Regions from separate parts of the Homo sapiens genome. Here region 1 is linked to region 2. A link is a loop called in an ENCODE intact Hi-C map of the cell type or tissue named here. Cell type or tissue: heart right ventricle. All regions are shown on one strand. Each heading gives the region's core, and the rest is flanking DNA. Links, peaks and the distances in the headings are about the cores only. Region 1 has its middle 130 kb from the start of HMX1. Region 2 overlaps LOC105369250 (a long non-coding RNA gene).

The links. Hi-C counts contacts between places; a loop is a spot of excess contacts. Peaks named below come from ENCODE experiments on the same cell type or tissue, not always from the same donor. Only the 100,000 strongest peaks of a DNase experiment are listed, where the experiment ranks them.
Region 1: a loop joins it to region 2, with 14 times the contacts of the local background. A loop is called at or near these places in 38 of 110 quality-filtered maps.

Annotation. Positions count from the first base shown.
Region 1 is chr4:8,994,070-9,008,978 of GRCh38, reverse strand. No RefSeq gene overlaps it. Among named protein-coding and RNA genes, the nearest start is that of HMX1, 130 kb to the right of the region's middle. RefSeq lists a silencer at 7,902-8,196. In heart right ventricle, for the core only: CTCF peaks have their summits at 8,103 and 8,304 (motif pointing left); a DNase peak (open chromatin) is centred at 8,268; H3K4me3 peaks cover 590 bases; H3K27me3 peaks cover 4,126 bases.
Region 2 is chr4:9,117,339-9,132,247 of GRCh38, reverse strand. All of the region lies in intron 2 of LOC105369250 (a long non-coding RNA gene), which reads left to right. It also overlaps the pseudogene ENPP7P10. Among named protein-coding and RNA genes, the nearest start is that of FAM90A26, 46 kb to the left of the region's middle. In heart right ventricle, for the core only: CTCF peaks have their summits at 8,305 and 8,509 (motif pointing right); a DNase peak (open chromatin) is centred at 8,497; H3K27ac peaks cover 2,373 bases; H3K27me3 peaks cover 1,860 bases.

The DNA.
Region 1 (14,909 bases), core at 3,879-11,878, 120 kb after region 2:
AGCTGTGCAAGGTGAGATCCCAAGCCCTTGCCTGGAGACCCATCTTAGGAAAATGTTAGAACAGGGCAACAAGTTGCCATTTCCTCCCTCCTTTCTCTTCCCCATACAAAAATCAGAAAGCACGCTAGCCCAGACCTGTGTACATTTTAAGGGTGGCTGGACTCATGGCCGCCTGGGACGTCAGGGTGGTACAAAGTCTTCTTAACCTAAGACTGTCAGGGTACAAGGATCAGCATGTTTTTTTCCTTTTTCTTGAGGGCCAGATGGTAAATAGTTCAGCATTGCAGGCCATAGGTCTCTGTCCCAACTATTCAACTCTCCACTGTAGCAGGAAAGCAGCCACAAGACAATATGCACTGAAATGGGTGTGGCTATGTTCCAATAAAACTTTATTTGTATGAACAGGCAGGGGGCTGGTTCTGGCCTGTGGGCTACAGCCTGCCTCCTCTGCTACAGCGTGATCTCCAAGGACCCATCCATCTCGTAGACCAGCAGCTGGCACACAGGAGCTGCTCAGATACTTGAAGGAGGAATGGAGAAGGCAAGCAGCCCCCAGTGAGCAGACGTGAGGGTCTCCCAGCAGCACCATCCTTTGCCATCTCATGCCGAGGGACAAAGCCAGAGCAGGGCTCTCCACCAAGGCTGGGTTCTCCTCCAAGGAAATGTGATAACAGGACAGAGAGCATCGTGGAAGGATAGGGGCTTTGGAGTCTCACAAACCACAGTTTGCAAGACCAGGAGCAACCTGCACTTCCTTGCACACACCCTGGGTGGGTGCTGGAGCATCTAGACTTAGAGTGAATCTTTTCTCCCTCCTCCCCCAACTGGCCTCCATTACACTTCCAGCAACAATGTGCTGTATGTACACGATGGAATACTATTCAGCCTTCAAAAAGAACGAAATGCTGCCATTTGAGACAACATGGATGAGCCTGGAGGATATTATGTTAAGTGAAATAAGCCAAGCACAGAACAACAAATACCACATGATCTCACTTATATGTGGAATCTAAAAAAGTTAAACTCGGCCAGGCATGGTGGCTCATGCCTGTAATCCCAGCATTTTGGGAGGCTGAGGCTGGCAGATTGCTTGAGCCCAGGAGTTCGAGACCAGCCTGCGTAACATAGCAAGACCCCATTTCTACAAAAAAATACAAAAATTAGTGGAGCGTGGTGGTGCATGCCTGTACTCCCAGAAACTCTGGGGGCTGAGTTGGGAGGATTGATTGAGCTTGGGAGGTCAAGGCTGCAGTGAGCCAAGATCACAACCCTGCACTACAGCCTGGGCAATAGAATGAGATTGTCTCAAAAAAAAAAGAAAGAAAAAGAAAAGAAAAAAGTTGAATTCACAGAAGCAGAGTAGAATGATGGTTGCCAGGGTGGGGAAGTGGGCAGATGCCAAAGGACACAGAATGTCATTTTTAGAGAAGAAGAATAAGTTCAGGATATCCATGGGACAACATGGTACCTATAGTTAATAACAACATATCATACACTTGGAAATCACTAAGAGAGTAGATTTTTAACTGTTCTCACCACAAAAAAATAAGTCTGGGAGGTGATATGTTATTTAGCTTGATTAGCCATTTCATAATGTATACATAATTCAATCACATCATGTTGTATACCCTCTTGTACGTAATTTTTGTCAATTCAATAAATTCAACAACTCCAAAAAACAAGACATTCTCTTTACAAAAATAATTATTAAAAATAAAATTCAGAATTCTATTTTATTTATTTATTTATTTTTGAAACAGAGTGTCGCTCTGTCACCCAGGCTGGCTGAAGTGCAGTGGTGCGATCTCGGCTGACTGCAACCTCTGTCTCCCACGTTCAAACGATTCTCCTGCCTCAGCCTCCCAAGTAGCTGGGATTACAGGTGTGTGCAATCACACCTGGCTGATTTCTGTATTTTTGGTAGAGACAGTTTCGCCATGTTGGCCAGGCTGGTCTCGAACTCCTGACCTTAGGTGATCCACCAGCCTCGGCCTCCCAAAGTGCTGGGATTACAGGTGTGAGCCACTGCGCCTGCACAGAATATAAAATATTCTTTAATTCAACTAAAACATTAAAACATAGATTATTTCTATAAGTGGTAATTGTTCTAACATGTTTTGGTCAAAATAGTCTCCTTACTCATCCACAATTAAATGGTTAATTGACATTTGATTGGATTTTGATAAAGGTTTCAAATCATGATTGACTTTTCCAATGTACAGTAAAAATGTTTGAAAATATTTCATAAAAATTAATATTTAAAAATGGTCAGGCATGGTATGGTGGCTCACGCCTCTAATCCCACACTTTGGAGGCCAAGGTGGGCCGGTCACTTGAGGTCAGGAGTTTGAGACCAGCCTGGCCAAACCTCATCTCTACTAAAAGTACAAAAGTTAGTCAGGTATGGTGACACGCACCTGCATTCCCAGCTACTTGGGAGGCTGAGGCAGGAGAATCCCTTGAATCTGGGAGGTGGGTTCCCCAGGCTTAGAGCAAAACCCCCATCTTGTCTGTCTCCACTCTCATCCCAGGCAATCGCAGTCATTTCCACAGCCTCAACTACTGTCTACCTGGGATGCCTCCCAAGCCCAAGTCTCCAGCCCAAACCTGACTTCCTAGCCCCAGACCCATCTGTCCTGGGACACATTGCCCCCTGGGTCCCAAGCAACCTCAGCCAATGAGTCCAATGTCAACTTCCTGTCCTTGCCTGACACTGCCAGCCCTGAGATCAGACTTGACCATTCACCTCCAGTACCTGATACGTCCATCAGTGCTTTGGAACATATCCCACAAACATTCCCCAAACCAGGCACCGGACCCCACACATCAACACAGTCATGTGAGTCACCAGCATCCCTGGCAGGGACCCCTGTCCCAGCCTCCAACTCATCTCCTTCCTGTCCGTTGAGTTCTGTGTCACATTCCAGAGGCCACAAGAAGAAAAATGACCAACTTAATGAAACTAAAAGAATTGAGAAGACATTTCCCTATGGTCCAAAGTCTTTCCAACTGAGAAACACATATCAAGATCCAGCCTGCCAGCCCTGCGGTTAAATGTTCCTGAAATAATTAAAGCCCAGGGTGACACAGCCCCCACTCCACAAGTACTCCCAGCACAGTAAGACTTGCTTCTCTGGAGGGGCTTGAAATGTCCAGTGTGTACCCTGCCCCTCTCTGTCATAGCTAACAGGAATGTGCTCCGTGTCTTCTTCCTGCTCAAAGGACCGTCCACCAACCTGCGCAGGCAGCACTTTCGGCCAGCGAGGGACGAGAGGACTTCCCACCATTTCCCACTTACGCACTGCATTCCTCAGGAACCTGCCTCACAAATTACAAGAGCACCACGGCAGACACACCACGTTCCAGCGGGTGGCCATGTCTTCATGTCAGCTTGAAAGATCATCGCCAGGGAAATATCTATATCTCAGCAGAGAGAGCTTCAGCCTGTGTAGTCCAGCTGTGCTCAAATGGAAATCCAGAAACCCAGATGCTGGTCAAAACACCCTGTCTTGGAGAGCCGGCTCTGCAGGTCCCCAGAGTGGGAGTGAACTGGGTGGGCCACCTGCCCTGCCTGCCCACATCCCTGCCTCCTGGAATCCTGGACCCTGAGAACCAGGGGGATGTGGTGGGGAACAGGCAAATCTTGTGCAGAAAGCCAAGATGCCACCCAAATCCACTCTGCAGTCTAGGTGGGTGATATTCTGGTCTGCACTGTACCAGCGCATGAAGGGATGGAGGATGGAGTCTAGACAAGCCAAACGTAAAAAGATATTGCCCAAGTATTTTGTGCTTTGTCTGTGTTACAATGCTATGCCCAGCCCAGCGTGGTGGCTCACACCTGTGATCTCAGCACCTTGGGAGGCCGAGGCAGGCAGATCACCTTAGGTCAGGAGATTGAGACCAGCCTGGCCAATGTGGTGAAACCCCATCTCTACTAAAAATACAAAAATTAGCCTGGTGTGGTGGTGGGTACCTGTAATCCCACTTACTCGGGAGGCTGAGGCAGGAGAATCACTTCAGCCCAGGAGGTGGGGGTTGCAGTGAGCAGAGATCATGCCACTGCACTCCAGCCTGGGCAACAGAGTAAGACTCCGTCTTAAAAAAAAATAAAATAAATAAATTCTATGCCCAGCATTTTCCATGTACTGTCTTATTATCTCAGTAAATCCCATATAACCTTCCTATGAAAGTGTATCTCATTTATCTCCATTTTATAGATGAGAAAACTGAGGCCCCTGGAGTAGTGTTAATTTTCCAAGACCGCGTTGCTCATAAAGGGTACAGCAGGGACCCAAGCTCGACACTCTCACCCTCAAACATTTCCACAAGTGTAGACCAATGGCTCTCAACTGGGGTGGTTTTGCTCACGTACCACTCCCTTGCTCCATGGCATTTGAAACCGTCTGGAGACACCTGGGGTAGCCATAGCTGGGAGGGTACAATGGCACCTAGAGGATGGAGACCAGAGATGCTGCTAACCATCCCACAATACACGGGATGGCCCCACCACCAGCACCACGAATGGTCTCACCCCAAATGTTGTGACTGTGGCAAAGCTGAGAAACCCAGGTTTCTCCTCAGCAAGAAGGAAAATCCCTGCAACGCGGATGCACCTCTACAGGAGCCCCAGGCTGACAATAACCTTCCTCATCTGATTTCAACCCTGGGTGCTTTTACCTGGTGCATCCATCAGGGATTTCAGGGACTCCAAAGAGTTATTACCCTCGAATGCTCGGTTCTGCCTGACAACCCAGAAATCTCTGCCGAGGTCCCTGGTCTTGAGGAAGGCTCAGCAAGTGGTTGAGGTTGATAACCAAATACCTAGGAGAGACTTTTCTCTCCCTCCAGGAGGAGCTGTGGGTCAGACACACCCTGGGATCATTCACAAGTGGTCAGTAAAGGCTTGGGGAGGGCCAGGTTTTCTAGGCCTTCTCAATGGGGTGGGTGTTTGTGGATACACAAGAAGCCTCTGAAACTTCTGATATTGGCAGGAAATCAATGCCCCCCACCCTCCACCCTCCACCCCCCCACCTCCCCACCATAAACACATGCCCTGCAGCAGGACTTGGCACTCAGGGGCTCCTGGGGGCCCGATTTACCTGCTAAAACATCCTCTAGCCACCACCGAATAAAGCAACCCCTTGCCACCCAACCACAGAAGCACAGCCTAGGAGCCACTCCAAGGGACATCCAGTCACATTAAAACCTCAGCCATCCAGAGCACCAGGCCTGATGATGAGAAAGAACATTTTATCCTTAAAAGCATCTGAATGCCCATGCTGCTTCTTGCAGAGAAAAGTCCAAAATAATCTGCTATTAAAGAACGAGGATGGTTTTGACATTTTTACCAAGCTAATGGTCTACGCAGACAAAATCTCATAAAAGGGCACTCTGTTCTTCTTGATCCACTCAGACATGGCCTGTGAGCGATGAAACGGGCTCTCCTCCTCAAAGAAATTGCTGCTGATCCTCACACCAGCCTGACACTGCTTCATGGGTTCTTCAAAGAGAGCATTCCCATAGAAACTAAAAGGTAAGAGGAACGTGTCTGGCGGGCATTGTGGGCAGCAGTGGGCTTTGGGCCAAATTTTAAGTTTGAAAATCAAGATTCCCTCTTTTCGAGGGGCCGCTGGACTGAGCAGATACAGACACCGTGAAAAGAGGGTGCCATGTTCAGATTCAGGAAACAAGGATGGTTTCTGTTCAGTTCCTACATCATCCTTCAGGTCATGTGATTCCCATTTCCCTCTGTGGACCAAGAAATTCAGTGGGGTTTCTGCCTTTTAAATATTTCATTATCAATATGTCATCCTTTTAGCCTTCGGAAATCATTTTAACATGGAGATTCTGGTTTAAGACACTTGTGGGTCTGTCTGTCTGTCTGTCTCTCTTTTCCTTGAAACAGGGTCTCACTTTGTCACCTGGGCTGGAGTGCAGTGGCATGATCACAGCTCACTGCAGCCGGACCTTCCAGGCTCTAGCAATCCTCCCACCTCAGCCTCCCAAGTACTTGGGACTACAGGCACACACCACCATACTTGGCTTTTTTTTTTTTTTTTTTTTGGTAGATATGAGGCTTCACCATGTTGCCCAGGCTGGTCTTAAACTCCTGGGCTCAAGCGATCCTCCCTCTTCGGCCACTCAAAGTGCTGGGATTATTGGCTTGAGCCACCACGCCCGGCCAAGAACCTTGTCTCTTGTGATGCACCCCAGAACAAAACATCACTGCAAAAACACACCAAGGCATGAGTTTCAGTCCTAAGTCCCATTTATCCACCATACACTATGTGCCAGGCACAACGCTAAGTGCTTCTACGGACGAGCTTCCCTTAATCTCAGCAGTAACAACCCCAGGCAATGGGGCCTGTTGATGGATCCATTTGCCACTGAAGACAGTAAGGTTCAGAGAGGGTAAGTGGCTTGTGCCATGTCAGCCAGCTAAGGAGGGGCAGAACCAGGATGCAAACTCCAGCCCCCTGGCTCCAGACTCTTGTTCCCAAGGTCCCACTACACTTGGTCACTCCACTGCATTCTGGTATCCTGGTCTTTGTCAGAGTCCATGTAAAAGAGGGATGTAGAGGGAGTAAGAGGGACTTCACGCAATAAAGTTTCCCGGCGTTACACTGCCACCGTAATTGTGTCCGCGACCAGGACCTCTCCCTTCCCATCCTTTCCGTGATCCGCCCTGGAAAACCTTCCAGAGAACTGTCCTCCTTCTCCCGGGATCTCAGAGAAAATTCACCTGAGTTCAGTGTCCAGGTGACCCAAGCTCTGAATGTAGTAAAGTGCACGGGGAGATGAGGATGTCACCATAAGCAAGCCTCCCAGACAGCATCCGGGAGCAACCCCAAGACTGGGCAGGGGGGCTCTGATGCAGCCCACGGCGAAGAGGGCTGCCCGTGCTGCCTAAATGGGTTCAGAATGAAGGCCGCCCTCTCTCCCATGTGGGGCTCATTCACCACGAATCAAATGATTAAGACACGCTCTGCTGAGCAAATGGTCAAACATAAAAATATGTGGAAGGAACAAAGCGGTCAACCCCATTATCCATCAAAAACCATCAAGGTGGCAGCCCTCACTGAGGGGTACAGCTCTCCAGCGGGCCTCATCTGCCCTCCAAACCCACGTGCCTCCTCAGTGGAAGGCCAGCAAAGCCACACAGGAAGAGTTGGGGTAGGAAAGCAGAAAGTGAACCCCAGGAGGCCAGGCTGGCCACGGAGCCCCATCGCACACACACAGGCCCGGTGACTCAGGGTTCCACGTGTGCAGGACACCGGGAGCTCACAGGGACAGCGCCCCGGGGGAAGCAAGGAACTTTGTCTCTCTGTCCCTCTCTGTAGGGATGGAAAGAGGAGAGCGATTTCTGGGATGTAAGCCATCTGCCTCCTCTCAACTCTCGCTGCCCAACCAGAAAGGGAAGAAAAACAGGAAGATGCGGGGCAGGTGAGGAGCTGGGTGAGCGCCGCCAGCCCGCAGCCCAGCAGAGCAGGGCTTGGCCAAGCCTGGCGCCAGCGACTTCCCCCCTGCCCCCGCCACAAGCCCCTCGCCAGGTGAAAGGCACCGGCAGAGTCCCAGACAGATGCCCCAGACAGGATGCCCGGGGCAACCCCCGCCCCTTCCCCTGCTGGGGGCCCCCAGGACGCGGGGCTCCCCTTCCCCTTTTGGCTAGCCGCAGAGTCCAGCGGGTCTCCAGGCCAGGGACGTCGTGGGAGAATCAGGAAGTCGAAGGCACACAGCCGAGAAGGGGCAGCTGGCGTCTCGGAGGCCGTCACGAGCTGTCACTCCGCGCCCGCCGGAGTTGCCGCTCAGTTACCAACTTCAACCCAGGGCCGGCCACGGAGCCTCCCGCCCACCCTACCCCGCGTCCCCGGCACCCCCGCGTCCCCGGCACCCCCGGACCCCTGCGCCCGCGTCACTTACTCCTCTGCCGTCGCCACCTGTCTGGGTGCCGGTCTCCTCCCTGCCTGACCTCAGCGCGTCCTCCCCGTCCTCGCAGTCGTCGGGCTGTGCGCTTCCCCCCTCCAGCAACAGCCGCAGTTCTTCTCCTAGGGAGGGACGTCGTCCTCCTCCCTCCTGGGCCGGCCATCCCTGCCTCGGGGCTTGCCAGTGGCTTTGGAGCTGCCCGAAGGGCTGGCCGTGGCTGCGGAGGCTCGGCCTGCACTTGGGGAAGAGGAAGGACCCGGCGCGAGCGGCCTCTCGGCGGAGCTGGGGCGTCTGAGCGCGAGCTCGGTGGGTCCGCGTGGCGCGGAGCTGGGAATCGGTGCCGGCGCGGGCTCCTCCGCAGGCCGCTCCTGGCTCTCTGGCGCCCTCTGCTGGCCGCTCGCGCGCACCGCGGACACGCCGGGCCGGGGCCTGCGCCTCGCTCACCTGCCCCGGCCTAGGCGGTCGCTGTCCCCTGCCCTTGGCCAGACCAGTTCCGGCCAGGCTCTGCACCTCCTCCCCGCCCCAGCCAGGTTGCACCCCGATGGTCTCCCTGCCCAAGGAAGAGAGAAGAGAAGGGACGCCCCGAGAGGGTGGACATCAGCCACAGCCACCTTGTCTTTGCTCTTACCCTGTGTCTTGCATGATTTGGAGGTGGTGGGAAAACCGAGGCTGCTCAAAACTCGTGGAGAATTCCGCCTGCAGGATGACATGAATGCACCTTCGCATTGCCTACCAACAGATCTTTTTTGAGCATCTCTGTGGACCAGGCGTGGTGATGGGAGAGGGGATATTGTCGTGAACATGACAGGCATGGCCTTCACACAGTGGGGCTCAGCGCTGGGTGACAAGGCATTGAGAACGGACATTGTCAATTGGGCAAAAGGAGGCCAAGGAGAAGTGCTGGGGTCATGGGAACTGAGAAAGACAGGAGGCTCAGCAGGTCTTGGAGCTGGGAGAGGGACAGCAGCAGCGGCTGTTCCAAAGGAAGCAACAGCTGAGAGAGGTCTCAGAGAGTTGTTCTCAGCCCAGTGGAGCATGTTCGGGCAGAGGGAACAGCGTGTGCAAAAGCCCAGAGGCTAGGAAAGAAGCAGAAAGAGGACTGTGGGGCTGGAGCATGGAGGGCGAGGGGAGAGAGGTGTGGTGGGCAGACAGATTGCCTGGGACCCAGCCGTGCAGGGACAGAGGAGATAGGGGATCCTTGCAGGCCCCCAGCCAGGGCTCAGGCACAGAGATAATGCAGGTGGGCAAAGAGAGGAGACGTGGAGAAATATTTTGGAGGCATGCCCTGATGAATGAGCCCAGGATGCACCCTTAGTGTCAGTGTGGAGCTCCTTCCTTGGCTGTGTGATAAGCTGAACCCGGGGGTATTTTCTGGACATCGAGGTGCTACACCAAGAGTCCAGGACAGGCTAAGTGAGCACCAGCAGCTCCTGGCCTACCTCAAAAGCAGGAGAGACAGGGGAGACTGGGGAGGCTGGGGAGGAAGGGGAAGCCAGGAAGGCAGGAGAGGCCAGGGAAGCAGAGGAGGCCAGGGAGGCAGTGGAGGCAGGAGAGGCTGGGGAGGCTATGTCCTTTCCATGATTCTGCCCGGGATCCTAGGCCCCTCTACTCCCTGAGCTTCCCCACCCCAAGCGCTGGAACCATGTTGCACAATGGTCTCCCCACTAAGCTCCTGATGGCGGCCCCTACCCTGCTGTGCTCCCTATTTCAACCCTAACAGCTCTCACAGTGGGCAGCACATAGGCGCTCAGGAAACACAGGTGGGAGAGCACATGGGTCTGCTCAGCACCTTCCTCTCTCCTCCAGCTCTCCCCTGTCATGAAATAATTCTGCTAATGACACATGGGCTTTGAGACCCTCTTCTATTACTTTCCATATGCTAATCCATGTATACCTCACAGCAGCCCTGGGGTTTGGTGCTATTAGATGCCCATTTTTACAGAGGAGGAGACTGAGGTATAAAGAGGGTAAGTGACATAGGCACAGTACAGGGGCTGGGGCCAAGTGATCGCAGCACTAAATCCCCAAAGGCAAGGTGGACGCAGTTACCATAAAAGACAACAGAGTCAAAGCTGCAACCAGAATTGCCTGACTTGCAGAGACCTATGCTGCCAGCTGATCGTGGCATTCCTAGAAGTGAAATAGGTAAGAAGCCTGCCACATTTTTACTTGATCTGTGTTTGCAGAAGGGTTCTAGGTCAGGTGAGTAGAAGTCTAATCTGAATCATAAAAACAGAGTCACAGTCTCCAGTCAATTCCCAGACATAAGCCAGTTCACAGACCGGGAGTCCTTTGTCTGAATGGGAAGCCAGGTCCCCTCCAAAAAGGACTCTGCTCCACTGCCAAAAATTTATACTGTCAATTTTTCTCCCAGCCTGCCCCTGAAGGAGTACACAGCCTTTTACTAGGATGACTGAACAGGGGAATAGAAACTAATGAGACCTATGCAGGATCACTGGACACAGGCTCTGAACTGGCACTAGGGAGAGACTAGGGTCTACCAGTCAGAATAGGCATTTTGGAGGTCAGGTGAATGTTGGTGCAAGTTCATGTCATGGTAGATCCATTGGGTCCCCAATTCCATCCTCTGGTTATATACAAAGTGGCCATGTTGAGATTCAAATTCAGGGCATCCAACGTAGAGGCTGTGCTCTTACTCATGAAACATTCTGACCCTACTAACCAATTTAAAAATGCAAACACCTCCTGCGGCTAGCGAGAGTCCTCCAAACAGTCACGTAAATTGGTTCTGTTAAGGATTTCCTCCTACCACCTGCTGAGAGCCAGTTGCAAGGAGAGACTAGGGAAGGGCATTGGGTAACTTTGTTGCTAAAAGCTCTTTTGGATAAAGACGTTTGGGAAAAGAAGCAAATAGAGTTCAGCAGAAGAGGTAAGAAAGTAAGTTTATGTTTGGCCAGGCACGGTGGCTCACACCTGTAATCCCAGGACTTTGGGAGGCCGAGGTGGGCAGATCACAAGGTCAAGAGATCGGACCATCCTGGCCAACACGGTGAAGCCCCATATCTGATAAAAATTCAAAAATTAGCTGTCCATGATGGCACATGCCTGTAGTCTCAGCTACTCGGGAGCCTGAGGCAGGAGAATCACTTGAACCCAGGAGGCAGACGTTGCAGTGGACAGAGATCATGCCACTGTATTCTAACCCGGCGACAGAACAAGACTCCGTCTCATAAAACAAACCAAAACAAACAAACAAACAAACAAAAAAGCAAGCTTATTTTTAAGCCTGAACAAATGTAGTGGTTTAGGGGTTCTGCAAATACGGCCCCAATCAGGCTACAAGATGTTGTGGCAGCAACACTTACACCCGGTCACTCCTGGCTGGCTGAGCCACTTTTCAAAACACCCTTGCACAGCTATGCAGAGTGGCTGGCTCCACTGGCAGCCGGCAGAGCCATAACTCACACTGTCACCACTCCCCTCAAACCCTTTCAGTAAGCACTTTCTTTATTTATTTATTTTTTTTTTTTTTTTTTTGAGACGGAGGCTTGCTCTGTCATCCAGGCTGGAGTGCAGTGGTGCAATCTCGGCTCACTGCAAGCTCCGCCTCCCAGGTTCATGCCGTTCTCCTGCCTCAGCCTCCCAAGTAGCTGGGACTACAGGCGCCCGCCACCATGCCAGGCTAATTTTTTGTATTTTTAGTAGAGACGGGGTTTCATCGTGTTAGCCAGGATGGCCTCAATTTCCTGACCTGGTGTTCCGCCCGCCTCGGCCTCCCAAAGTGCTGGGATTACAGGCGTGAGCCACCGCGCCCGGCCTGGTAAGCACTTTTAATCAATGCAACAGGAATAAACATTTGCTGCAGAGCGGCAATGTGCAGGGAGGAACATTGTTCCACTCAGGCTCAGAAAGCAAAACCTCCTGGCTGTTTGCATCTATGCGAGAGCTCGCAGGAAAAGCCCTCTGTGTGGCTGCCAGCCTCACACACTACCCCCAAGGGGTGAGTTTCTCTTTCCATGTTAATCTATGCCCTGATGTGCCATCTGTCAACCACCACACCATTCTCAGTTGACATTTCAAAGCATCTTTGCCCTGTGAATGGTCACCAGCCCTGCCCTGCAAGGCCCCAGGTGACATTGAACTTAAATGAGAGAGAAAACAGGTTTCGGGGTGGATTTCAGTTCAGCATCTTGGAATCTCTGTGTGGACATGAAATCTGTCTCCCCAGCCGTGGGCTGCATCCTTGTTTGTCATCTGGTTTGGTTGTTGTGAACTTGGAAACTCGTGGGCACCTTTGCAATTTGTCAAGAAGCTGCACGGCCCTTCCAACAAAAGCAAGCAATAGGAACAGAAGCCCAAGGCTTCAGATCAAGGTGCGACTTAAAGCAGCCTCAGTGTAAAAGGAAAGAGGAGTCAGAGGGATGCCTAAGGCAGAGTCTAGTCCCCAGGGAAGCTATAAGGCAAAGAGAAAGGGAGAGAGAGATAGACAGAGACAGAGACAGAGACAGAAAGACAGAGAGAGATGGGAGGAGCCATGAGGCGCCCAGGCCTCTGCATCAAAATCCCTACAAGAGGGGCCTCCTAAAAATGCAGGAGGCTGAGGTGGGCGCACACAGAAGTTCAAGACTAGCCTGGGCAACATAGAAAGGCCCTGTCTTTACAAAAAATACAAAAATCAGCCAGGTGTGGTGGTGCATCCCTGTGGTCCCAGCTACCCAGGAGGCTGAGGTGGGAGGATGGCTTGAGCCCAGGAGGTAGAGGCTGCAGTGAACCGAGATAGCACCACTGCACTCCAGCCTGGGCAATAGAGTGAGACTTCATCTCAAAAAAATTTTAAAAAATTTTTAAAAAGGATCACTCTGGCTACTTGAATGGATGATAAGAAGGTAAGAGCAGAAGCAAGGAGACCAGCAGTGAGATTCTGCAAGTGGCAGTCCACAGTGGCTCAGACCAGGCTGGCGCTGAAGACCTGCTGGATTCTGTATATATTTTGATGATGAAGCAACTCACTGACTCTTGAAGAGTGGTCTCTAGGAGACTGTATTTTTAACAAGCTCTCAGAGGATTCTAATGCAGGCTGAAGTTGAAGAACTCCTGATTTAGGTGAAGCTTCTGTTTCATCCTAGGGGAAGTACCTACTGAATTTTCTCCAAGCCACCTCAAAAGAGGCGCTAGACAAGATGTGCTCCAATGTCTGAACATGTGTGCACAGCTCTAGAGCCGACCTCAGGACACTGAGTCAAAAGTTAGGAGTACAACAGTGAACAACCACCATCCTCTTTTCAATGAGCTTTGCATTTAATGAGAGAAATAAAAAGCAAAAAAAAAAATCATTTTCAACTCACAATGGTAGGAGTTATGGTGACAGTATGCCTGGGGCAAGGGGAGCACAAAGAGGGGGCACCCAGTCGGCCAGGTGCAGTTGTTCATGCCTGTAATCCCAGCATTTTGGGAGGCCAAGGTGGGTGTATCACTTGAGGCCAGGAGTTCGAAAACAGCCTGGCCAACATGGTGAAATCCTGTCTTTACTAAAAATACAAAAAAATTAGCCAGAAGTGGTGGCGGGCACCTGTAATTCCAGATACTCAGAAGGCTGAGGTGGGAGAATTGCTTGAACCCGGGAGGCGGAGATTGCAGTGAGCCAAGATCGCGCCACTGCACTCCAGGCTGGATGGCCAGAGCGAGACTCCGTCAAAAAAAAAAGCCAGGTGATGGGTGGGCATGCAATCTCTATCAGGTGGTCAGAAATCCTTCTCCACCACAGGACTCCTCAGTTGAAGACTAGAAAATGGTAGGAATTAGCCAGGTCGATAGGAGAGCTGTGGAAGATCATTCCCAGCAGAGGGAAGAGCATGTGCAAAAATCGAGACGTGAGAGGGTGAGGAGCTGAGAGATGTTCATATAATTGTAAAAAGTGACTAATGTAGAGGTAAGTTAGAGCCAAATCTTAAAGGCTCTTTGTCATGTTTATCCTGTAGACAAAAGGAGACAGTAGATGTTTTTAGGCAGGGGAGTAATGATCCACTTTGTGCTATAAAAAGAGCAGTCTGGCTGGAGGAGAGTGGGAGGTGAGTAGACCAGGTGGGAGGTTGCAATACACCAAGTGAGACAAGATGGTTGGCTGGACCAAGGCTGTGGCAGTGAGGATGGAGAGGAGACAGTAGACTAACTTAACTGAGAAAGAGGGAGGAATGAAGGATGAGGCCCAGGTGTTTTGGAAGCTGGGTGGATGGTGGTGTGAATCTGACGTGGTGAGCCCAGGCAGAAGAGGAAATCAGGAGAGGAAAGGTAAGATGAGGTCAATGCAAGACAGACAGCCAAGTGGAGATAACAACTGGGCAGTTGGATTCATCAGCCTGGAGTTATACAGAGAGCTCTGGAATGGAAATAAAGAGGAAAGGATTTTGGGAATAGGTGAATCCTCCCAGAATAATGTGTAGAGAAAGGAGAATAGAACACAGGGGACAGAAAAAGGGAAGAGATTTGTTATTAAAACCAACAATCCATCAGACAACTTCCAATAAGACACTTGTTAGAGGTTTCCTCAGTGTGAGTTATTCAGGACCAGAGCTAAAGACCATATTCCCAATAACATCACTGCTGGGAAGGTCTTCATGAAAACATTTAATGCTGCTTTTAAAACAACAACAACAACAAAAAGGCGTTAGCTACTGCACAGACCCTGGAGCAATTTTTCGGCAAGAGTCTATCAAACACGAATCTGATTTGACTCAAGGAGGTGTCATATCAAGTGTAAAAATCCAATTCCAATGTCCATAAGAGCCTTTCTGCAAGGTAAAAGACCCTAATCCAGTTGAAGTGATTTTTATTGATTAATAGTCTGGGAATACACAGGTTTTTGGTTTTTGAGATTTTCCTCCCTGTGCCTTCATGCCAGCTGTGGAAGGGTCAAAAGGCTCCTAACTGTCAAAATAAAAACGACACTTGGTCACAGAGGAAACAGATTATAGGTCAATCACATTGATGACTTTTTAAATCTGAGAAGCCATTAATGTTACTGAATA
Region 2 (14,909 bases), core at 4,108-12,107:
TAATAAGGAGAGGTCTGGGGTGAAGGCTGGTGCCTTGGGGAAGAAGAGAGAGGTCCCATTCTAAAGGGATGGCATTGGGAGTTCATAGTGATAAAGCAAAGCCAACAGGTTTTGGGGCTGGGAGTTAAACATACAGCTCTGGTTTCTGCCTTTTCACAGTGGTGATGAATAGGCACTGAGACCCTCTCGAGCTAAAGTTGTCATCATTGCTCTTCATAGTCTGAAGGTGCATGAAATGGTCAACTTTCTTCCAAAGGGCTTTTATGCCTAAGTCTGTGGTTAGTGTATAAACAGATATTTACTGAAGTCCTGCTGGGTGCAGACACTGTGGCCAGCCCTGAGGCTACAGTCGAGATGAAGCCAGTCTCTGTCCTCATGGAGACCTGTCTATTGATAAGAAAACAGAAAGCTCACTGAGCATTGACCCTGTGCCCACTGCTTTTGATGCATCTCTCATTTCATCCTTCTATCAAATCTGTGAAATAAACACATCACCATCATCCCTATTTCACATTTAGGGAAACATGCTTAGAGAGGGTAAGTAACTTGTTCAAGGTCACACAGCTTCAAACTCTCATCCCACAGGCGCAGGAATGGGAGGCAGCAGCTGTGGAAGCCAGGGTCTCTGGCAGTCCTTGTCTCTGGGCGGTGATCCAGAAAGAGAGAGAACACGATTGTCTCAGCACTGGGTCTTCTTCTGAGTCATCTTGAAGGAGCAATTCCAGAGCGTCTCGGTGTTAAACATCATGTTGTGAATGACTCAGTGATCTCTGACCCAGAGACCTTGGGGATAAAGGAGGGGAGGTACGGAGAAGCTCTTCGAATGGATGTTACCGGCGTGTCAGTGTTCTTTGAGGCCACAGGCTATGTGTCACCAAATTGAAGGGGTGGCCTGCCCCTCCACACCTGTGGGTATTTCTAGTCGGGTGGGATGAGAGACAGAGAAAAGAAATAAGACACAGAGACAAAGTACAGGGAAACAACAGTGGGTCCAGGGGACTGGCACTCAGCACACCAGGACCTGCACGAGCACTGGCCTCTGAGTTCCCTCAGTTTTTATTGATTATGATTTTCATTATTTCAGCAAAAAGGAATGTAATAGGAGAGCAGGGTGATAATAAGCAGAATGTCAACAAAAAACATGTGAGCAAAATAATCTATATCATAATTAAGTTCAAGGGAAGGTATATGACTGGACTTGCATGTAGTCGACATTTATGTTTCTCTCCACCCAAACATCTCAGTGGAGTAAAGAATAACATGGCAGCATTACTGCAACATGTCTCGCCTCCCGCCACAGGGCAGCTTTTATCCTAGCTCAGACTTGAACAAATGTACAATCGGGTTTACACCGAGACATTCAATTCCCAGGGGCAAGCAGGAGACAGTGGCCTTCCTCCATCTCAACTGCAAGAGGCTTTCCTCTTTTACTAATCCGCCTCAGCACAGACCCTTTACGGGTGTCAGGCTGGGGGACAGTCAGGTCTTTCTCATTCCATGAGGCCATATTTCAGACTATCACATGGGGAGAAACCTTGGACAAAACCCTGCTTTCAAGGGCAGGGCTCCCTGCGGCTCTCCACTGTGCATTGTGCCCCTGGTTTATTGTGACTAGAGAATGGCAATGACTTTTACCAACTTTACTGCTTGTAAACATTTGGTTAACAAGGCACGTCCTGCACAGCCCTAGATCCCTTAAACCTTGATTTTAGACAACACATGTTTTTGTGAACTCCAAGTTGGGTCAAAGTGACTGGGGCAAAGTGGCTGGGGCAAAGCTACAAATGAACAACATCTCAGCAAAGCAATTGTTAGAGTACAGGTCTTTTTCAAAGTGGAGTCTCTTATGTCTTCCCTTTCTACATAGACACAGTGACAGTCTGATCTCTCTCTTTTCCCTACATTTCCCCCTTTTCTTTTTAACAAAACCGCCATCGTCATCATGGCCCCTTCTCACTGGTCGCTGTCTCTCCGGAGCTGCTGGATACACCTGTAGACTAACAATAGAGAGGACAGACATACAAAAATTAATACAAAATTTGCAATAGTGGAATTTCCAATGGTTTTAACCCAAGTGACAGGGTTAAGATTTGTGAGGCTATCAACAGCTTTTACCATTGCCTCCGTTTCTGACACCAGATTTAACTGGGCTTTTGAGGTTTCAAAAATTTGTTCTTTCAATTTAGAAATATCTAAGGTAAGATTATCTTCTCTTCCTTGTAGATGGCGTCTAACCATGTCCCAGTGATGTTCAGGTTCATTATAGGCTCAAGGTTTAATACAAAAATCTGACGTATTCCAGTCACACTGTAACTGAAAAAGATATTCTAAGCTCATGAGCCTATCTCCCATCCAAATAACAGTTTGTCTAAGATCATTAATTTGATTTGCCAATTTTTGATCTATTTGAGTCTGAGAATTCCACAATTTTGAGGAATTCTTTTGCCAATTATTCACATATTCTGCAGTTTGAACAGAGGAGTGTAAAGAAATTCCAGCAGCCGCAGCAGTAGCTGTGACTGCAATAAGACCCACAATCACTGCAATCAAAGTAAAAATGGATCTTTTAGATCTAGTTAGAACTCCTTTTAATACTTAAGATATGTACGGATGGAGAAGCGTCCCATGGTCGATCCATGGACAAAGGGATCCACACGCCTTCTCTTGCCCTTACTAACAGAATACCATTCTACCAATCAAAAGTTGAATCAATGCAAGTAAACAATCTACAATTTTCACTGCTTGTAGTTTGGGAATCTGGTTTAATAGCTATGTTTCCTACAACTAGCATATAAGGGGGTTTTACACAACTTTGCAAAGGAATTTTCAGATTGTAATTTAGGTTAATAGTATAATATGGCTTATGGTTTCTTGTTCCCATAACTTGATTTCCAGACAAAATTCTAATGTGGTACGAGGCCACAGTGAGCTTCCATAATTCTGGGTGTTCAGGACCAACAACAGGACTAACTAACTTTGGTCGGGGTGATGAAATCCTCTTTTCACCCCATTTCCATGGATAGGGTGATTCTCACCTTCTATAAACCTAGTCTAGCCTTTTAGTTAAATCACTATCATAGGCCGGATTAGTGGGCCAGGCAGATGGAGCCTGTGAACATGAGTGGGTCTGGCCCATAGAGTCATAATATAATTGGCCTCGAGGGGCCTAGTCTATAATAGTTCCAAATTTATTGTTTTGTAGTACCACTGCAGTATCAGCCACACATTCTTCCCAAACTAAGACTTCTGGGTCTTTTGATTCTTTTGGAATTTCCTTGGGGCATGGTTTCCTTTAGGCCTAAATTTTAATGATCTTTGATAGGAAGAATTCTGTAAATGATTCATTTGTGACCCGAGTGACATTCCACTTATCATATGATAAGTAAATTTACTGGTGGCACTGACAGTAGGTACTTCTATCAACCAATTTTGGATTGTAGGCATTAAGCATCCTGGTGCTTTTCCCAGGCAAATAGGAGGATAATGATACCCAATGGAAATGTTTATCATCATTCCTTCTTCTTCAGGTTGGGCAGGGCCACGGTCATCTGTGGGGCCTGGTACCCATTCACTGTTATTAACATATACTTTAATAGGATTATCTATCCAAGTGACTGCCCGAATTAAGGGTGGGAAAATCACATAGGCCCAGTAAGTATAGTTAGCTGTAGCGGCTCCTGAAGACATAGGGAGACTTAACCACCGTTGATACAATCATTAAAGCTGCAAGAAGCATATTCTCTGGAGTCTGTGTTACCCTTGTGTTTTCCAGGCTTTTTTCAGCTAACTGTGTCAGCTTCTTTAGCTGGGCCCAGGTCGGCGGCCCCACTTTCTTGGTGGATGGCAACTTCATCTGTCCTTCTGATATCACCATTTTGTTCACCCTGCGAGTCGTTGATGTTCGATTGCGGGTTCTCTGTCTCTGCGGAGGCGCCTTCCCTTGCATCTCTGATGGGTTCATTATAGAACTTCAAATGTCTAGTGGGTAGCCAAACAGGAAGCTGATTTTCTCCTGGTGAAACACAAGCAAAACCTCCCCCCCATGTTATCACCTTACCTATTTCCCATGTTTTATTTTGTTGTCTTTCCACCAAATCAGTTTTCCCTCATGTGGGCTGTTCTTTTTACCAGTAAAATGTTGTTCTGCAGAAGTAATGGTCTGATTTCTATATATATTTAAAAAATTTAAAGTATAGAGTGCTAGATTAAGTTGCATCTGGGGAGTGTTATATTCCTTACTTTTTCCTTTTTTTGTTTAACCAATTGAGCTTCGAGTGTTCTATTAGTTGTTTCCATTATAGCCTGTCCTTGGAAATTAGGGATTCCTGTTGTATGTGTAATTTTCCACTGATTTAAGAATTTTTGAAATGCTTTACTACAGTATCCTGGCCCATTATCTGTTTTAATTTTTTCTGGAAATCCACTGACTGCAAAACAAGATAATAAATGTCTTTTAACATGGGAAGTACTTTCTCCTGTCTGGCAGGTTGCGCATATGAAATGTGAATAAGTATCAACTGTCACATGGACAAGTGACAATTTTCCAAATGAAGGTACATGTGTGACGTTCATTTGCCATAATGCATCAGGACTTAAACCTCTAGGATTAACTCCTGCCTCTTGAGCGGGCAGGTGTAAGACTTGACACTGAGCATAATGTTGTACAACATTTTTTGCTTGTTTCCATGTGATATCAAATTTGTTTTTTAATCCTGTTGCATTTACATGAGTCAGGGCCTGAAGTTCTTGTGCTTCCATGAAGGCAGATGATACTAGCAAGTCAGCTTGTTCATTTGCCTTAGTTAAAGGCCCTGGTAAATTAGTATGTGCTCGGATATGAGCCATATAAAATGGGAAATTTCTTTTTCTTACAGTTTGTTGTAACAATTTAAACAGCTGATTTAACTGATCATCCACACTATATTTGATTAGGGCTGTCTCAACATCCTTTGTAACCTGTACTACATATGCAGAATCTGAAACAATGTTAATAGACTGATTAAAATCTTGTAACACTGAAATGACAGCAACCAATTCTGCTCTTTGAGCTGAGTGATATTGAGTTTCAATAACTTGTTCTTTTGGTCCAGTGTAAGCCACTTTTCCATTGCTGGAACCATCAGTAAACACCGTCAGAGCATTTTCTAGAGGTTTTTGTCTGGTAATTTTAGGTAAAATCCAAGTAGTCAATTTCAAAAACTGGAAGATTTTTGCTTTTGGTTAATGATTATCAATAATTCCCACAAAATCAGCAAGACCAATCTGCCCTGCACCAGAATTGATAAAGGCTTGTCTAACCTGCTCCTTGTTTAAAGAAACAATGATTTTATCTGGGTCATTTCCACACAATTTTACTATTCATAGTCTTGCCTGACCAATTAATGTAGCCATTTGATCTAAGTACAATGTAAAAGTCTTAACTGTACTGTGAGGAAGGAATGACCACTCCTCAAGATCTGTATTTTGAACAATAATGCCTGTTGGAGAATGTGCAGTAGCAAAAATGAAAAGTTGGAGTGGGGCTAAGTGATCTATTCTATTTACTTTTGCTGACTGAATTTTTTCTTCAACTAATTCAATTTCTTTAGTTGCCCCTGGAGTTAATGTTCTTTTACTATTTAAGTCTGGATCCCCTCTCAAGATAGAGAACAAAGTTGACATGGGATAAGTACGGATGCCTAGAGTTGGCCGAATCCAATTAATATCTCCTAGCAATTTTTGAAAGTCATTTAATGTTCTTAATGTGTCTTTTCTTATTTCTACTTTTTGTGGTTTAATTTTTCTCTCCTCTACCTGCATTCCCAAATAATGAAAAGGAGTGGAGGTCTGAATCTTATCAGATGCTATTGTCAGGCCTGCGTTTGCAACCTCTGTCTGCAGAAATGTGTAACAGTCAATTAATTTGTCTCTTGTTTCTGAAGCACACAAAATATCATCAACATAATGAATGATATAACAGTCTGAAAACTTGTCTCTAACTGGTTGAAGAACTTGAGCTACAAAAGTCTGACAAATAGTTGGACTATTAAGCATTCCCTGGGGCAACACTTTCCACAGAAATCTAGTGGCTGGTTCTTTAATATTTATGGCTGGTATAGTAAAAGCAAATTTTTCAAAATCCTGTTTTGCCAGAGGAATGGTAAAAAAGCAATACTTCAGATCAACTGTAATTAAAGGCCAATCTTTGGGGATGATGGCTGGACAGGGCAGCCCAGGTTGGAGAGACCCCATGGGTTGAATTACTGCATTAACAGCTCTTAAATCAGTTAACATGCGCCATCTGCCTGATTTTTTTCTGAATTACAAACACAGGAAAATTCCAAGGCGAAAATGAATGCTCAATATGTCCCTTTTCTAATTGTTCTTTTGCCAATAAGTGTAAGGCCTCCAGCTTTTGTTTTGGCAGTGACCACTGACTTACCCATAAAGGCATTTCTGTTTTCCAAGTTACTGGAATGGGTTTTGGAGGCTCTACAGTGACCACCCCTAAAAAGGAAACCCTAGTCCTTTTCTTTCTGGATTTCCCTTAGCCTCAATTGGAATTTTAATGCCTTCTCCATTTTTCCCTAGTCCTTTGCCAGGGAGATATCCCATTTTAGTCATGATTTTTTGACTCGTGGGGCTGTATAGAGAGACTGGAATAGTAATCTCTGCATGCCACTGTTCTAATAAGTCTCGACCCCATAAATTAATTAGAATAGAAGTAATCATAGGCTGAACTGTAGTCTCTTGATTATCAGGTCCTAGACAATGTAAAATCCTGGCACTTTGATACACTTCTGAGGCAGTGCCCACACCAACAAATCCTGTAACAGGCTTTTGTTTAGGCTGATTTTTTTGCCATTGATTTAAGGCAATGATGGAAACATCAGCCCCAGTATCCACTAATCCTTCAAACTGTTTTCCCTGAATAGTAACTGTACACACAGGTCTATTCTCTGAGAGCTGACTAGCCCAATAAACAGCTTTTCCAGCAGTGTTGGTACTTCCAAACACTCCTGTTTCTGTTTTGCTATCCCCAATTTTAATATAAGGCAAGAGCAGTAATTGAGCAATTCTATCACCTGGATTGGCACTCCAGGGAACAGTAGAGCTGATCACTAACTGAATTTCCCCTTTATAATCTGAGTCAATTACCCCAGTATGAATTTGAACTCCTTTCAAATTTAGACTAGATCTTCCTAAAATAAGGCCTACCATCCCTTCTGGCAGCGGCCCATATACCCCTGTAGGAATCTTTTGAGGGGGCTCTCCAGGGAGTAAAGAAATCATTTGAGTAGAACATAAATCTACGGCAGCACTGCCTGCTGTGGCAGGGGATAATTGTCGTATTGTAATTGGCTGATTTCCTGAAATGGTGGTATTTACTGTGGGGGTTGTTGTCCCTGAAAACCCTGAGGAACAAATGGCTGAATCGGGAATGCCCCACTTTGTTGCGGGGCCTGGGGCTGACCCCTCTTCCCCGTTTCCCGACAATGGTTGTCCATTTTTATCAAATTTAGAACGACATTCCTTAGCCCAGTGTTTTCCTTTTCCACATCTTGGACACAGGCCAGGTGGCTCTATTTTTTTTTTTTTTGCTCTGTTTATTTAAGCCTGGGCAATTCTTTTTTAGATGACCGATTTGACCACAATTATAACATTTTCCCCCAAATGTTTTAACTTGTCCTCCTAAAGCAACCCCTGTAATTGCTTGAGCCAATAGCATTGCCTTATGCATAGCTCCTCCAATCCCATCACAAGCCTTCACATATTCTGTAATTACATCAACTCCTGCTGAAACCTTTTCTCTTAATGGCTTTATGGCTGATTGACACTCTGGATTTGCGTTTTGATAAGCCATTGTTTCTACAATAACTTTTCGGGCGTTATTACCTGCAATGGATTTTTGAGCCGCATCTTGCAACCTTGCCACGAAGTCTGGATATGGCTCTTTAGAGCCTTGTCTGATTGAACTAAAAGAAGGGCATGAGGTTCCTGGGTCCTGAATCTTTTCCCAGGCCCTGAGGCAAATAGCCCTTAGTTGTTCAATAGCCTGATTTTCATTACTGATTGTTGGTTAGTAGTGCCCCAATTTGGACCTGTTCTTAGCAATTGGTCTGCATCTATATAAGCAACAGGATTAGTAGCCTGATTTTTTCGTAGCTGTTCTTGTACCCCATCATTCCACCAGGTTTTAAACTGTAGATACTGAGAGGGTGAAAGGGAAGATTTAGCCAAAATTTCCCAATCATAAGAAATAAGTCTATTTCCATGAGCAATGGAATCTAATAGTGTTCTCATATAAGGAGAGTTAGGTCCATATTGTTTAACTCCTTCCTTCATATCTTTTAAATTTTTTTATGGTGATAGATTCATATCTAGTCTTGGTTCAGACAGACGCTCTTGCTTGACTCCCTTTCCCGGCCGGCATTGTTTGTAACATTCCCGGATATTGCCATGCCTCAAGATCTCCCTGTTTTCTGGCTGTAGCAATGGTCTCATGCAGTGCACTACCTTGTCCACTAGGTGGTACTGTAAGATCAAACGCCATCGCCTTGGGTTGTTGATATAGTGCCTTGCTATTTGGCACAGGACGCACCGCCTGAGATCCATACTGAACCTCTGGAGACGGCGGATACTGAAATACGGCTGACGGCTTGTGTTGATAAACTACCGATGGTTGGGTTTTATTTTCTACTGGCTGGTATTGCGGATACTGTGCCTGGATTGGCATTTGAGATTGTGACATCAAAGGCATCTGAACCGCGGGAGAAGGAGTTGGTGGCCATCGTGGTCTAAACTCTGATGGCCCAAATAATTCTGGACCTCCTTCTCCCAATTTTGATGATTCAGGATATATTACCTCCTGTAATTGATTATAGTCAACATTCTGCATTGACCAAGCCAGTACAGGCTCTACTGCATTTTTACAATGTGTACTTTCCATTCCTTTCTTAAACTCTGTTCCTGCCTCTTCTTCACAATCTATTACACAGCTTTCAGAGGCATCAAAGACTGAAACGCTATCTTCTTCTATTTGAAATGGTTCTAAAGTTGCTTTAATAATGGCCCAATCATTCCATGCTGTAAGTGGGATGATTTTACCTTCCCTAATTGCTTGTTTTAGTTCTTTGCCAATTTTTTCCCAATCTTTTAAATATTAAGTTCCCTGTTCTGGAAACCATGGGCAGAATTGTTCTATTGTTTGAAACAGCGTAACTAGATTTTCTGTAGAAGCTTTAACTCCCCCTCTTCTTAAGATAATTTTAATGAAGCTGAGATAAGAAGCATATTTACTTTCAGTTTGCCCCATTGTTACCCTGGATTCCTCTGAGCGCACAAGCTAACCACAAGGCTGACTGTGGACGTACTAGGGAATCTCTCGTCGGCTGTCCTCAATGCTCACGTTCTTAGAGTACCTTCACCCTACAGAAGGGCCCCAAGCTGGGCTCCAGATGAAGGGGTGGCCTGCCCCTCCACACCTGTGGGTATTTCTAGTCGGGTGGGATGAGAGACGGAGAAAAGAAATAAGACACAGAGACAAAGTATAGAGAAACAACAGTGGGTCCAGGGGACCGGCACTCAGCACACCAAGGACATGCACCGGCACCGGGCTCTGAGTTCCCTCAGTTTTTATTGATTATGATTTTCATTATTTCAGCAAAAAGGAATGTAATAGGAGAGCAGGGTGATAATAAGGAGGTCAACAAAAAACATGTGAGCCAAAGAATCTATATCATAAATAAGTTCAAGGGAAGGTACTATGCCTGGACGTGTACGTAAGCCAGATTTATGTTTCTCTCCACCCAAACATCTCAGTGGTGTAAAGAATAACAAGGCAGCATTGCTGCAAACATGTCTCGCCTCCTGTCACAGGGCAGCTTTTCTCCTATCTAAGACTTGAACAAATGCACAATCGGGTTTTACACCGAGACTTTGAGTTCCCAGGGGCAGGCAGGAGACAGTGGTCTTCCTCCATCTCAAATGCAAGAGGCTTTCCTCTTGTACTAATTCACCTCAGCACAGACCTTTTACAGGTATCGGGCTGGGGGACAGTCAGGTCTTTCTCATCCCACGAGGCCATATTTCAGATTATCACATGGGGAGAAACCTTGGACAATACCCTGCTTTCAAGGGCAGAGGTCCCTGCGGCTTTCCACAGTGTATTGTGCCCCTGGTTTATTGAGACTAGAGAATGGCAATGACTTTTACAAGTATACTGCTTGTAAACATTTTGATAACAAGGCACGTCGTGCACAGCCCTAGATCCCTTAAACCTTGATTTTATACAACACATGTTTGGGAACTCCAAGTTGGGTCAAAGTGGTTGGGGCAAAGTGGCTGGGGCAAAGCTACAAATGAACAACATCTCTGCAAAGCAATTGTTTAAAGTACAGATCTTTTTCAAAATGGAGTCTCTTATGTCTTCCCTTTCTACATAGACACAGTGACAGTCTGATCTCTCTTTCTTTTCCCTACACAAATGAAGAGCCCAGTGCCTTTTCTCATTGCTCAAGAGATTGAAAGGGTAGGAAGAAAAGATGTTAAGTTATAAACATGTTTCAGTTTTGGTACCACTTGAGCCAATTTACGTTTTGAAGAGGAGAATCTTGCCTACAAAGTCAGCCCCTGGGTTTTCCTTCTGCTTATGGAATCCAGTCAATGCGCAAAGAGAAAAAGAAAACTAAGGAATCAGCCAGATGCAGTGACTCATGCTTGTAATCTTGGCACTTTGGGAGGTTGAGGCAGGTGGACTTCTTGAGTCCAGAAGTTCAAGACCAGCCTGGCCCTCATAGTGAGACCCCATTTCTACAAAAAATAGAAAAAGTTGCTGAGCATGGTGGCATGCACCTGTAGTCCCAGTTACTTGGGAGGCTGAGGTGGGAGAACTACTTCAGCTCAGGAGGTTGAGGGTACAGTGAGCCATGATTGTGCCACTATACTCCTGCCTGGGTGACAGAGTGAGGTCCTGTCTCAAAAGAAAACAAAAAATATAAGAAAAAGAAAACTAGGGAATCTGGACAGAATAAGTTTATATATATAATAAAGAACTGAGATAGAACTGGGTTGACTGAATAATTATTTGAATTGCTTTTGAGTGAATTTTTCCTATTGGAGTGTACCTTTGTTTTTGTGCGTGTGCGCGCTTTATGTTTTTTGTTTGTTTGTTTGTTTGTTTGTTTTTGGTTTAGTTTTGTCTTTGAGTTTTTTTGAGACTGGGCCTTGCTCTGTTGCCCAGGCTGCTGGAGTGCAGTGGCACAACCTCAGCTCACTGCAACCTCTGCCTCCTGGGTCCCAGCAATTCTTCTGCCTCAGCCTCCACAAAAGCTAGGACTACTGGGCATGTACCACCAAGCCCAGCTAATTTTTGTATTTTTAGTAGAGATGGGGTTTCACCATGTTGGCCAGGCCTGGTCTTGAACTCCTGGGCTCAAGTGATCCACCTGCCTCAGCCTTCCAAAGTGCTGGGATTACAGGTGTGAGCCCGTGCGCCCAGCTAGAGTCTACCATTCTTTGAATTCACTGCAGTGCAAAGACTGGGACATGTGGAACTCCAGGTGCATATGGGTTATGTAGAGATGCCAGGGGCTGATTAAGGAAGGAAAGATATGAGAAGCCTGCAGAGCATGCTTTCCCAGACTGTATGGGCCCTGGGAAGGGAGAAGTGGACAGAAAGGGAACACTAGGTACCCTGGAAGAGAAGATTCATCCAAGTCATCAGGGAAGTTACTAAAGCAAGGGAAAAAATTTAGAGACAGGGCCAAACACGCTTCTTCCAAGTCCTTTCTGTCCGCTCAGTCACCTCTATGTTTATTTTTCTTCTTTCCTCTAAGTAGTGTCATGCGTTTTCTTCCTATTCCTAGTCACTCCTAGTCAACTAACTCCTCTCTTTACCATCTTTTCATCAGAACTTGAAACCTCCTCTCCTTCATGTATTAGTGATCATGTTTCTCCATAATACTGCTAGAAACAAGAATTGAAACCTGGAAAACCTGCATTTGAGAACCAGATCTGCCTCTGCTAGCTATTTGAGAAGTGATTTTGTTCCATTCTTTTTGCTGTTATCGAAACAGGGTGTCACTCTGTCGCCCAGGCTGGAGTGCAGTGGTTCAATCTTGGCTCACTGCAGCCTCAATCTCCTGGGCTCAATCAGTCCTTCCACATCAGCCTCCTGAGTAGCTGAGACTACAGGTGTGTGTCACCACAGCTGGCTAATTTTTAATCCTTTTTTGTTGTTTACTTTTTTTTGTAGAGATGGGGTCTTGCTATGTTGTGTAGGCTGGTCTCAAACTCATGGGCTCAAGCAATCCTCCTGCCTTGGCCTCTCAGATGAAATGGGAAATGTTCCGTTGTCCCCCTCCAAGGGCATGCGATGCGGGTGTGGTTCATTTATTCAGTGCCCCACTGCTCAAACCTCTAGGGGAGCATGCAGACAGGCAGGGAGCCCCATGGCAGTGTCCAGGGGTGAATGTTTATAGTTGAAGCCCCAGTGGGCGTGTGTTACAGGGTGCTCTTTTAGTTTAGCCGTCTGTAGGTAGCTTGTGTTAGTCGGCTCAATTAGACCCCCGTCTTATTGCAAGGACAGAAGGATCTCTTTGTCCCGGGGTTCTTGCCTTGGTGTACCGGACGTGGTGCTATCTCAGCTCACTGCAAGCTCCGCCTCCTCGGTTGACCCCATTCTCCTACCTCAGCCTCCCAAGTAGCTGGGACTACAGGCACCCACCACCAAGCCTGCCTAATTTTTTTGTATTTTTAGTAGAGATGGGGTTTCACTGTGTTAGCCAGAATGGTCTGGATCTCCTGACCTCGTGATCTGCCCGCCTCGGCCTCCCAAAGTGCTGGAATTACAGGCGTGAGAGCGCAAGGTTTTATTGAGTGGAAGTATCTTTCAGCAGATGGGGGAGCCAGAAGGGAGATGGTTTACCCCTGGAGTCGGGTGAGTGGCCTGACTCTTCTCCGAATGTCCCAGCCAAACTCTACGTTGTTCTGCAGTCAGTGGCCTGTGGTGTGTCGGTGCCCATTGGTGCGTTCCTTTTGACATCCAGCACCCTTGTGTTCCTCCGCTGATGTGCTCCTCTCGAAGTCCAGCTGCCTGTGTGTCTGCCTGCTAGGGTCTCAGGGTTTTTATAGGCACAGAATGGGGGTGTGGCAGCCAGGGTGGTCTTGGGAAATGCAACATTTGGGCAGGAAAACAAAAATGCCTGTCCTCACCTAGGTCCGTGGGCACAGGCCCTGGGGTGGAGCCCTAGCCAGGGACCACACCCTCCTCTACCCAGTACTTTCCTTCCTCACTTCCATATCATTTAAAGGGACCACATTCTTCCCTTCTGAGCACTTCCCTTCTGTATCACAAAGTGTTGGGATTATAGGCATGAGCCACTGGTCCCAGCCAATTCCGTTCTTTTAATGCAAACTAGAAAATAGGTGTTCAGAAAGGCCTCCCCTATCCACCTCAGGGAGTTGCTATGAAGATCAAATTAGATCATGTGCAACAGAAGTTTAGAAAAGATTCCAAAAGCACTGTGCAACGAGAATGTATTTTTAAACTCCACTGAGTGGACTTAAAACTATGTTTTTCTTTCTTTCTTTCTTTCTTTCTTTCTTTCTTTCTTTCTTTCTTTCTTTCTTTCGTTTGAGACAGAGTTTCACTCTTGTTGCCTAGGCTGGAATGCAACGATGCCATCTTGGCTTACTGCAACCTCTGCCTCCCAGGTTCAAGTGATTCTCTGCCTCAGCCACACGAGTAGCTGGGATTACAGGCGCTCGCCACCATGCCTGGCTAATTTCTTTCTTTCTTTTGTTTTTGTCTTTTTAGTAGAGATGGGGTTTCATGGTGTTGGCCAGGCTGGTCTCGAACCCCTGACCTTAGGTGATCCACCCACCTTGGCCTCCGAGAATGCTGGGATTAAGGCTTGAGCCACCGCACCCAACCTGTGTTTCTTTTTTAAGCAAGAAAACAAATGCCTCTCCCCAGCGCTCACTAAACAATTCCCTCTTTTTTTTCCATAGGATTCTTATCCTTCTTGCCCCACTGCAAACAATCTATTTTCTTTTGGCCCTTCCATCCATCTGTGAAAGGGTCAGGCTTTCTAGCTAACCCTTCATCAAATATTTTTGATGACCACAGTCAAGACAGCACTTATTATTTTTTTTGAGACGGAGTTTTGCTCTTGTTGCCCAGGCTGGAGTACATTGGCACAATCTTGGCTCACTGCAACCTCTGCCTCCAGGGTTCAACTGATTCTCTTGCCTCAGCCTCCCAAGTAGCTGGGATTACAGGTGCACAACACCACACCCAGCTAATTTTTGTATTTTTAGTAGAGATGGGGTTTCTCCATGTTGGTCAGGCTGGTCTCGAACTCCTGACCTCAGGTGATCTACCCACCTCTGCCTCCCAAAGTGCTGGGATTACAAGGGTGAGCCACCCTGACTGGCCAAGACAGTGCTTATTAATGCCTGAGATGCATTCAGGAGCACATGACCTGGCTGTGACTGTTCTAACAAAGTTCCCCAAATGGGTGGCTCAAGACAACAGAAAGTCATTCTCTCCAGTTCCAGAAGCTTGATGTCTGAAACGGGCAGGGCCGCGCTCCCTCTGAAGGCTCTAGGGATGAATCCTTCCTTGCCTCTTCTGGCTTCTGGTGGTTGCTGGCAATCCTTGGCTTGTGGCCACATCATTCCATTCTCTTCCTTCATTCTCATGTGGCCTTCTCCTCTGTGTGTCTCTGTCTCTTCTTCTCTTCCCATGAGGAATGCCATTATTACTCGATTTAAGGTCCACGCTATTCCAATATGACCTCTTTGTAATTAGATCTGCAGTGACCCTGTTTTCTTTTCTTTTTTTGAGATGGAGTCTTGCTCTGTTGCCGAGGCTGGAGTTCAGTGACACAATCTCAGCTTGCTGCAACTCTGCCTCCTGGGTTCAA